2 separate regions of the Homo sapiens genome follow, and region 2 is linked to region 1. Evidence: read pairs that join two places in POLR2A ChIA-PET (ENCODE). Cell type or tissue: MCF 10A. All regions are shown on one strand. Each heading gives the region's core, and the rest is flanking DNA. Links, peaks and the distances in the headings are about the cores only. Region 1 has its middle 6.3 kb from the start of KIF13A. Region 2 has its middle 23 kb from the start of NHLRC1.

The links. ChIA-PET counts read pairs that join two places held together with the same protein. Peaks named below come from ENCODE experiments on the same cell type or tissue, not always from the same donor. Only the 100,000 strongest peaks of a DNase experiment are listed, where the experiment ranks them.
Region 2: POLR2A ChIA-PET joins it to region 1 with 5 read pairs; 2 of 35 experiments call an interaction of 5 or more read pairs at or near these places.

Annotation. Positions count from the first base shown.
Region 1 is chr6:17,991,758-17,996,153 of GRCh38, forward strand. No RefSeq gene overlaps it. Among named protein-coding and RNA genes, the nearest start is that of KIF13A, 6.3 kb to the left of the region's middle. RefSeq lists an enhancer at 1,779-1,828. In MCF 10A, for the core only: no CTCF peak of the experiment used is centred there; a DNase peak (open chromatin) is centred at 1,914.
Region 2 is chr6:18,097,124-18,101,519 of GRCh38, forward strand. No RefSeq gene overlaps it. Among named protein-coding and RNA genes, the nearest start is that of NHLRC1, 23 kb to the right of the region's middle. In MCF 10A, for the core only: no CTCF peak of the experiment used is centred there; no DNase peak of the experiment used is centred there.

The DNA of each region.
Region 1 (4,396 bases), core at 222-4,221:
TGCTTTCCTGACCCTTTCCAACTTTAAAGACCAGATTAGTCCTCACCTCTTCTATGAAGAGTTTACTAGTCTGGGCATGGTGGCTCATACCTATAATCCCAGCATTTTGGGAGACTGAGGTGGGCGGATCACTTGAGTCCAGGAGTTCAAGACCAGCCTGGCCAACCCAGTGAATCTCTGTCTCTACTAAAAATACAAAAAAATTATCTGGGCATGGTGGCACATGCCTGTAATCCCAGCTACTTGGGAAGCTGAGGCATAAGAATTGTTTGAACCGGGGAGAAAAGAGGTTGCAGTGAGTCAAGATCATGCCACTGTACTCCAGCCTGGGTGACAGAGTAAGACTCTGTCTCAAAAATAAATAAATAAATAAATAAATAAAAGTTTACTAAACATTTCTTTTTCAAAACAGTTTAGCCTTACATCATTAGGAATTATGTCTTTTTAGCGTTTGAAGGGCCTTTGGGAGTCCTGTGGACCTTTTTACAACAGCCCCCAAAACGGCCACCCATTCCGTGCTTGGATTCCGCTGACAGAGTTCTCAAATTGGAAGAGAAGCTGAACTCAGTCAGGGGACTCCTCAAGTTCTTCGCCTAGGAAAGGCCTCCATGAAGAATCAGATTTGCATCCCTGGGCATTCCACCTAGTGACAGAAGTGCTGCCTTCTCCTGCTTCCCATGCCAAATCTAACTCCCTTTTTTTTTTTTTTTTTTTTTTTTTTTGAGATGGGGTCTTGGCTGTATCACCCAGGCTGGAGTGCAGTGGCGCAACCTCGGCTCACTGCAACCTCCGCCTCCCAGGTTCAAGTGATTCTCCTGCCTCAGCCTCCCGAGTAGCTGGGATTACAGGCACACACCACCACACATGGTTAATTTTTTGTATTTTTAGTAGAGAAGGGGTTTCGCCATGTTGGCCACGCTGGTCTCAGACTCCTGACCTCAAGTGATCTACCTGCCTCAGCCTCCCAAAGCGCTGGGATTACAGGCATGAGCCACCATGCCCAGCCTCCAAATCTAACTCCTGCTATACCTGAAGCCCCTCAGATACTTGAGGCTGGCTTTCATGTCCTTCTGAAGACTTCCATTCCCCTAGAACATGCTGTTCTGGTTACTGTTGTAGTAAATCCCACCAAAATTTAGTGTCTTAAAACAACAACAATCTGGTGGTGTGTGCCTGTAGTCCCAGCTACTCAGGAGGGATGCAAGGACTTTTCTATCATGACAACAGGAGAGTTTGGGATGCTGGACAGTATCCCATTCTGGAGTCAGCGAGGAGAAGAAGCTCAGAGTGTGGGCCCACTGCATACAGGTAAAGGCCCATCAGAGAGCTGGCCCAGCCTGGCTAGAGGCCCTGGACTGGGGCTGAGGTATGGAAAGACCGGTGAGGCTTGCTTGACAGAACACTCTGGCCCAGCCATCAGCCAGCCTTACAATGCCCACAGATCACCATATGCCAACGAATACAGCCATGCGTACTAGTCACTAAGAGGGCCCTGGTCTATGCTCCTTTGTCAGGAAGAGCTTGTTAGCATAGCTTTACTTTAGAAACTGGAAACACCATGGGTTCTGAGGAACTGGCAGACAACTGATAGATAACAAACATCCCAAGGACTCTGGAATCATCCCATTTCAGATGTAAGACTAAGTTCCAAAGTTATTTCAGTCAGAAGTAGCAGATCAGGCTGCCAGGCTGATCTAAAAATTGCTAATGTCTTAAGTCTGCAGAGAATCAAAGAATAATCATAGAACAGTCAAATACTTTTAAATAAGAGGCTTTCTATAAACTAGTTTAACAACCATGAGTCAGCCTAGGCTAAGTTATGACATGGTGACCAACAACGCTTGAATCTCAGTGGCTTACAAAAAGCTTTATGCCCTACACGCATGACTTGTCCATCACAGCCTGCTTGTGGTTTTGCTTCTATCATTTTCTTTCTGAGTCCTAGGCTGACGAAACAGCCCCTAGCTGAGTCAACGCTGGTTTTGTAACAGAAGGAAAGGAGAAGGTGGCAGACCACACAATAGCTCCTCAAGTTTTGCTCAGAAATGGTACACATTGGCTGGGCACGGTGGCTCACGCCTGTAATCCCAGCACTTTGGGAGGCCGAGGCGGACAGATCACGAGGTCAGGAGTTTAGACCAACCTGGCTAACATGGAGAAACCTCGTCTCTACTAAAAATACAAAAAATTAGCCAAGCGTGGTGGCAGCGCCTGTAATCCCAGTATTTGGGAGGCTGAGGCAGGACAATCGCTTGAACCCAGGAGGTGGGTGTTGCAGCAAGCCAAGCCCATGCCACTGCATTCCAGCTTGGACAACAGAGCAGGACTCTGTCTCAAAAAAAAGAGAAAAAGAAAAAAGAAAAAGAAAGGAATGGTACCCATCCCTTCTCAATTTTCATTGGACAAAGGAAGTCACACGGTCAAGCCAAGCATCAATGGAAAAGGGAAAAAGAATTCTCCCCCAGGGAGGGACTCCAAACCATTTATTACAAGAACATTTATATTTCACAACAGTTAACAGTAGATAACATTTATTAAACACTGACTACTTACCAAGCATAGTTTCATTATTTAATCCTCTCAATAACCCTATGAGGCACAAACTATTATTGTCATCCTTCATTATAACTAACCGGTAAAAAGTAAAGAGACAATTTAAGCAGCTTGCCCAAGGTCACATACCTGGGAAGTGATGGCCTTGGGATTTAAATGCAGGTCTTCAAAAACCACAGCTCTCACTTCCACACTGTGACTGCTTCAGATGTGTTTTCCGAAATAAAGCTGCCGACCTACATAATTGGAATGTGCACGTGAGTGGTTTTTCTAAGGGTGATAATGGATTTGCCTTGACTCGTCTCTATTTTTCTGGCACAAAAAATATAAGCAATATAAACAACACTAAATATTATGCTTTACAGTTCAATGCAATATGTAGTCTCCACAAAAGAGTTACAAAATTTATGGGAGATAGAAAAGATGATAATCCTTTTGACAGAAGTAAGGGGTAGGCCACACACAGTGGCTCATGCCTATAATCCCAGCACGTTGGGAGTTTGAGGCGGGTGGATCACCTGAGGTCAGGAGTTCAAGACCAGCCTGGCCAACATGGTGAAACTCTGTCTCTACTAAAAATACAAAAATTAGCTGGGCGTGGTGGTACACACCTGTAGTCTCAGCTACTCAGGAGGCTGAGGCAGGAGAATTGCTTGAACCCAGGAGGCAGAGGTTTCAGTGAGCTGAGATCATACCGCTGCATTCAAGCCTGGGTGACAGAGCAAGACTCCGTCTCCAAAAAAAAAAAAAAAAAAGTAAGGGGTAAAGGAAATTGGGCTCAGAGTAGCAGAGTAGGAAAAGCAGACTTTGATGTCAGACCCACTGTGGTTTGTTTTCCAGCCTCTGTAACTCTTTTTTTTTTTGAAGGGTCTTACTCTGTTGCCTAGGCTGGAATACCGTGGCACAATCTCAGCTCACCGCAACCTCGACCTCCCAGGCTCAAGTGATCCTCCCACTTCAGCCTCCCGAGTACCTGAGACTACAGGTGCATGCCAGTACACACAGCTAATTTTTGTATTTTTTTGTAGAGACAGAGTTTTGCCATGTTGGCTGGTCTTGAACTCCTGAACTCAAGTCATCCACCCACCTCACCCTTCCAAAGTGCTGGGATTACAGACATGAGCCATGGCACTCAGCTCAGCCTCTGTTAGTTACTTTCTGTGTTTACCTTGGACATGCAAGCCTTGGGTCTCTTGTATGTCAGGTGGGTATAATAATGCCCATTTTACAGGGTTCTTGTGAGGGTTAAATGAGATAATGTATGTAGAATGCCTGGTGTGGTGGCTGGCACATAGGTAACAGACATTCAACAAGTGGTAGTTGTTATTCTTACCGTTGTAGCACTTGTTATAGAGGAAAGGATAGAATTTTTTTCTTTTTTTTCTTTTTTTTTTTAGATGGAGTCTCACTCTGTCACCGAGGCTGGAGTGTAGTGGTGTGATCTTGTGTCACTGCAACCTCCACCTCCCGAGTTCAAGCGATTCTTCTGCCTCAGCCTCCCAAGTAGCTGGGACTACAGGCGCACACCACCACGCCTGGCTAATTTTTGTATTTTTAGTAGAGACAGGGTTTCACCATGTTGGCCAGGCTATTCTCGAACTCCCAACCTCAAGTGATCTGCCAGCGTTGGCCTCCCAAAGTGCTGGGATTACAGGCAATAGAATTTCAATATGAATAGCTGTGGAAGAGCAGAGACTAGCAGGAACTAAGCACGTGGGCAGGAAAACAATGAAATGCTGTGCTTTAGGAATCTAATCAAGTATTGGATACAAAAGAGTTGAACCCAGAGAAATCAGACACTGAAAATTATTTGGGAATGGACTGTCCAAGCTAGCAGTGAGGA
Region 2 (4,396 bases), core at 202-4,201, 110 kb after region 1:
AGGGGCTGAGCGTGGTGGCTCACGCCTGTAATCCCAGTACTTTGGGAGGCTGAGGCGGGCAGATCACTTGAGGTCAGGAGTTTGAGACTAGCCTGGCCAACGTGGTGAAACCCCATCTCTACTAAAAATACGAAAATATTAGCCCGGCATGGTGGTGCACTCCTGCAATCCCAGCTACTTGGGAGGCTGAGGCAGGAGAATCGCTTGAACCTGGGAGGTGGAGGTTGCAGTGAGCCGAGACTGCGCCGCTGCACTCCAGCCTGGGTGACAGAGCAAGACTCCGTCTCAAAATAAATAAATAAATAAATAAATAAATAAATAAATAAATAAATAAAACAAATAGGGAATGTTGAGTGTGGAAACTATCAATGAAGATAAATTCTACCCAGTGTGCAAACTATACTAAAAATTTCTGCTAGAATTTTAAGGACACAAGCGTAATGTAGAAGGCACAGAATACTTTTTAGGACAATAAAAGACAGCACCATACTTGGTGACGACTGTGGCAAATGTTAATCAGGGAGGCTGATTCTTTTAGTCAAAACACAAATGTCGTCCTAGACAGACGGTCAGCTTGTCAGCTTGTCAGGGGAGAAGAGGCTAAGTGCTAAGCTGGAGCTGACTTTCTTGTGAGATGCTGGAAGTCAGGAGAGGGGCTTCCGATGTTTGGGAACTTCGTGGAGATGTTCTGCCACTGGGCTTGGGCCTGGGAAGATGAGTAGGACTCAACAAGGGGGACAGTGGCTTTCTTGGCACTTCTGGGCAATCTGTTGAAAGCATCTTTATGTACGGCTCCCTCCCACAAGCCCACCTTGGGGTGTGAGAGTATTGAGATATAATTATTATAAGTCAGGGCTGATCTTGCCCTTCGGAGAGTGTTCAAGCTGATCATTCTTCATTAGACAGAACTCGCCAGAGACATTGTCTCATCAGAACGCTTCACCCTGCAAGTAAAGGCCACACACAAAGAGACTGAGAAAAGGAACCACAGCCAGAGAAGCAACCAAATACAGAAACTTGGAGAAACAGGAGGGAGTATGAAAATTGAAGGTGATAATTTAAAATGGAGAACTGGGCCAGGCGCAATGGCTCACGCCTGTAATCCCAGCACTTTGGGAGGCCAAGGTGGGCAGATCGCTTGACCCCAGGAGTTTGAGACCAGCCTGGGCAACATGGCGAAACGCCATCTCTACAAAAAATACAAAAATTAGCCAGGCGTGGTGGCTCATGCCTGTAGTCCTGGCTACTCCGGAAGCTGAGGTGGGAGGATGGCTTGAGCCCAGGAGGCAGCAGTTGCGGTGAGCTGGGATTGTGCCACTGCACTCCAGCCTGGGTGACAGAGTCAGACCCTGTTTCAAAAAAATTAAAATTAAAAAATTAAAATTAAAATAAATAAATAACATAAAAATTAAAAGGATATCCAGAAAGAACACCAAAGAAGAGGGTAGAACTGAATCAAGGGATAAGATGATTGTTCAACCCTGGAAAACAATGTGAAGATTCATGCCTCTAATGCTGCATTTCCCAGAACACTAGATCTGTGGTAAGATGAGTTTGAAAACACTGTATCCTATGTCTAACCCCACCCTGCCCCATTTATAATGCAAAACAGCTTATTAAAGGCTCTGAGAAATACTGCAGTAAAGAAACCAATTTAAGCCACACTTTTTTTTTCCAAGATGGAGTCTTGCTCTGTCACCCAGGCTGGAGTGTAGTGGCGCAGTCTTGGCTCACTGCAACCTCCGCCTCCCGGGTTCAAGTGATTCTCCTGCCTCAGCCTCCTGAGTAGCTGGGAATACAGGCGCCTGCCACCACACTTGGCTAATTTTTATATTTTTTTTTGTAGAGACGGGGTGTCACCATGTTGGCCAGGCTGGTCTCGAACTCCGGGCCTCAAGTGATCTGCCCACCTCAGCCTCTCAAGGTGCTGCGATTACAGATGTGAGCCACCATGCCCAACCAACTCATACATTTTATTTATTTATGTATTTATTTATTTATTTATTTTGAGATTGGGTTTTGCTCTATCACCCAGGCTGGAGTGCAGTGGTGCTATCATAGCTCACAGTAACCTCAAACTCCTGGGCTCAAGCAGTCCTCCCGTCTCAGCCTCCCAAGTAGCTGGGAATACAGGCACATACCACCAGTAATTAACTCATTAATTTATTTAAATACAGAACTTCTTTTTCTGCATTACCGCATTCTAGAAACATTCTGTAGGGCTAGAGTTCTACACTACGCATTTGTTACTTGCTGTGTACTGTGTAGTCTCTCCTTATCCACGACGGTAAGTGCCAAGACCCCCCGTGGATGCCTGACACTGCAGATAGTACCAAAGCATATATACACTATTTTTTTTCCTATACATACATACCTATGATAAAGTTTAATTTATAAATTAGGCACAGTAATAGGCTAAGAACAACAATAATAAAATAACAACACACGCTGCAATAAAAGTTATGCAAATGTGATCCCTCTCTTTCTCAAATATCTTATTGTACTCTACTTATCCATTTTCAGACTGTGGTTGACCACAGGTAACTGAAACTGTGGAGGTGAAACTGTGGATAGGGGGGTGGAGACTACTGTATTAAGTAAACATTGTGGCCACAGGAAAAGTGTTTAATGATAGGAAGAAGCATGATACAATGAGAGAAACACCAAGCTAGGTTAGGAGTCGGGTGAGCTGATATAAGCTTGCTGACTCTAATTCTGCATGTCTATGTCCAAAAAAACCTATGTGCAGCTTATATTGCTGAAAATCCAAAATCAGAGAGAATTCAAATGACAGCAAGGTTTAGAACCTGGTTATTCTCCTACGTAGACTAATCAGCTTGTCCAAGTTACTTAATCTTTCCAGGCTGCAATTTACTCATTTGTAAAGTGGGCAAGTTAGACCTCGGGATCTTATGAGCCTGCCAAACTGTAAAACCTATGTGTCAAAAGAGCTCTAATAATCCAAAAAATCCTTTCAGTTGGTACCATGCAGCCCTCCTCCCACTAGTCAAGAAAAAAAAAAAAGTTCCAACAACTTATAAGTAGCTTGACTTCCCATTCAACACTCAAGGGAACCAAATTACTTTCTTCTATTGTGGAACTCTGAGCACAATTGAAAACCAGCTTCATTAGCTGCCTTGACACAAGGCTAAGGCAAATTCTGGAAATGCATATTGTTTTCTAGAAGTGTCTGCCCGGGACTCTCTTAAGGTTCTTCTAGACAAAGGTCATAGGTACCCAACTGAAGCTTGTTTAAAAACAGAGAATTTATATTGGCTCATTTGGGGTTGCATCTAGCTTTGAGAACAGAAAGATTTGAGGGCCCAAATAATGTTACATGGATGTTGTCTTCCTCAATCTCTCAGCTCTGCTTTCTTTTCAATGGGCCTCATTGTCAGGCAGGCTCACTGTACATGGTAACAAAGAGCGCTTTCTGCAGCTCTAGGCTTCATGGTCCTTAACTGCCACGCTTGAAAAAAAAGAGCACTTTACTCCAAATACTTGAAGCAAGATATTAATTGCTAAGAATTACTGAGCACTCACAACATGCCAGGCACTGTCCTAATGCACATGTATGAACTTACATAGGCCTCACCACAACTCTAGACAGCAGGTACTATTACATTTCCATGCTATAGACAAAGAACTAAGGCTCAGAGAGTCTAAATGGTGTGTTTACTTTCCGTACAAGTGATCTTGGGCAAATTAATCTCTCTGTGCCTCAGTTTCCTCATCTGAAAAATGCCAATAGCAACAATTTAGTAGGCTGTTTTGAGAGTTAGGTAAGTGTATTAGTCCGTTTTCATGCTACTGATAAAGACATACCCGAGACTGGGCAATCTACAAAAAAAAAAAAAAAAAAAAGAGGTTCAATTGGACTCAATTCCATGTGGCTGCGGAGGCCTCACAATCATGGCAGAAGGCAAGGAGGAGCAAGTTACGTCTTAGGTGGATGGCAGCAGGCAAAGAGAGAACTTGTGCAGAGAAACTCCCGTTTTTAAAACCATCAGATCTTGTGAGACCCATTCACTATCAGGAGAACAGCACGGGAAAGATCTGACCCCATGATTTAATCATCTCCCACTGGGTCCCTCCCACAACATGTGGGAATTATGGGAGCTACAAGATGAGATTTGGGTGGGGACACAGAGCCAAACCATTTCAGTAAGTATATGTAAGAACCAAAGGAGAGTATCCAACATAGAATCACTGCATGAAACAAGAAGCCAATAATTCTTGGTACCATTTCCACTTGCCATTCTCTTATTTCCTGCATCTTTCCCTTTAATGGTTCAGGAAAATTCAACTTTATAAATTCCATGGTCTGGCTGGGTGCAGTGAGTCATGCCTGTAATCCCAACACTGGGAGGATGAGGTGGGTGGATTGCTTGAGCCC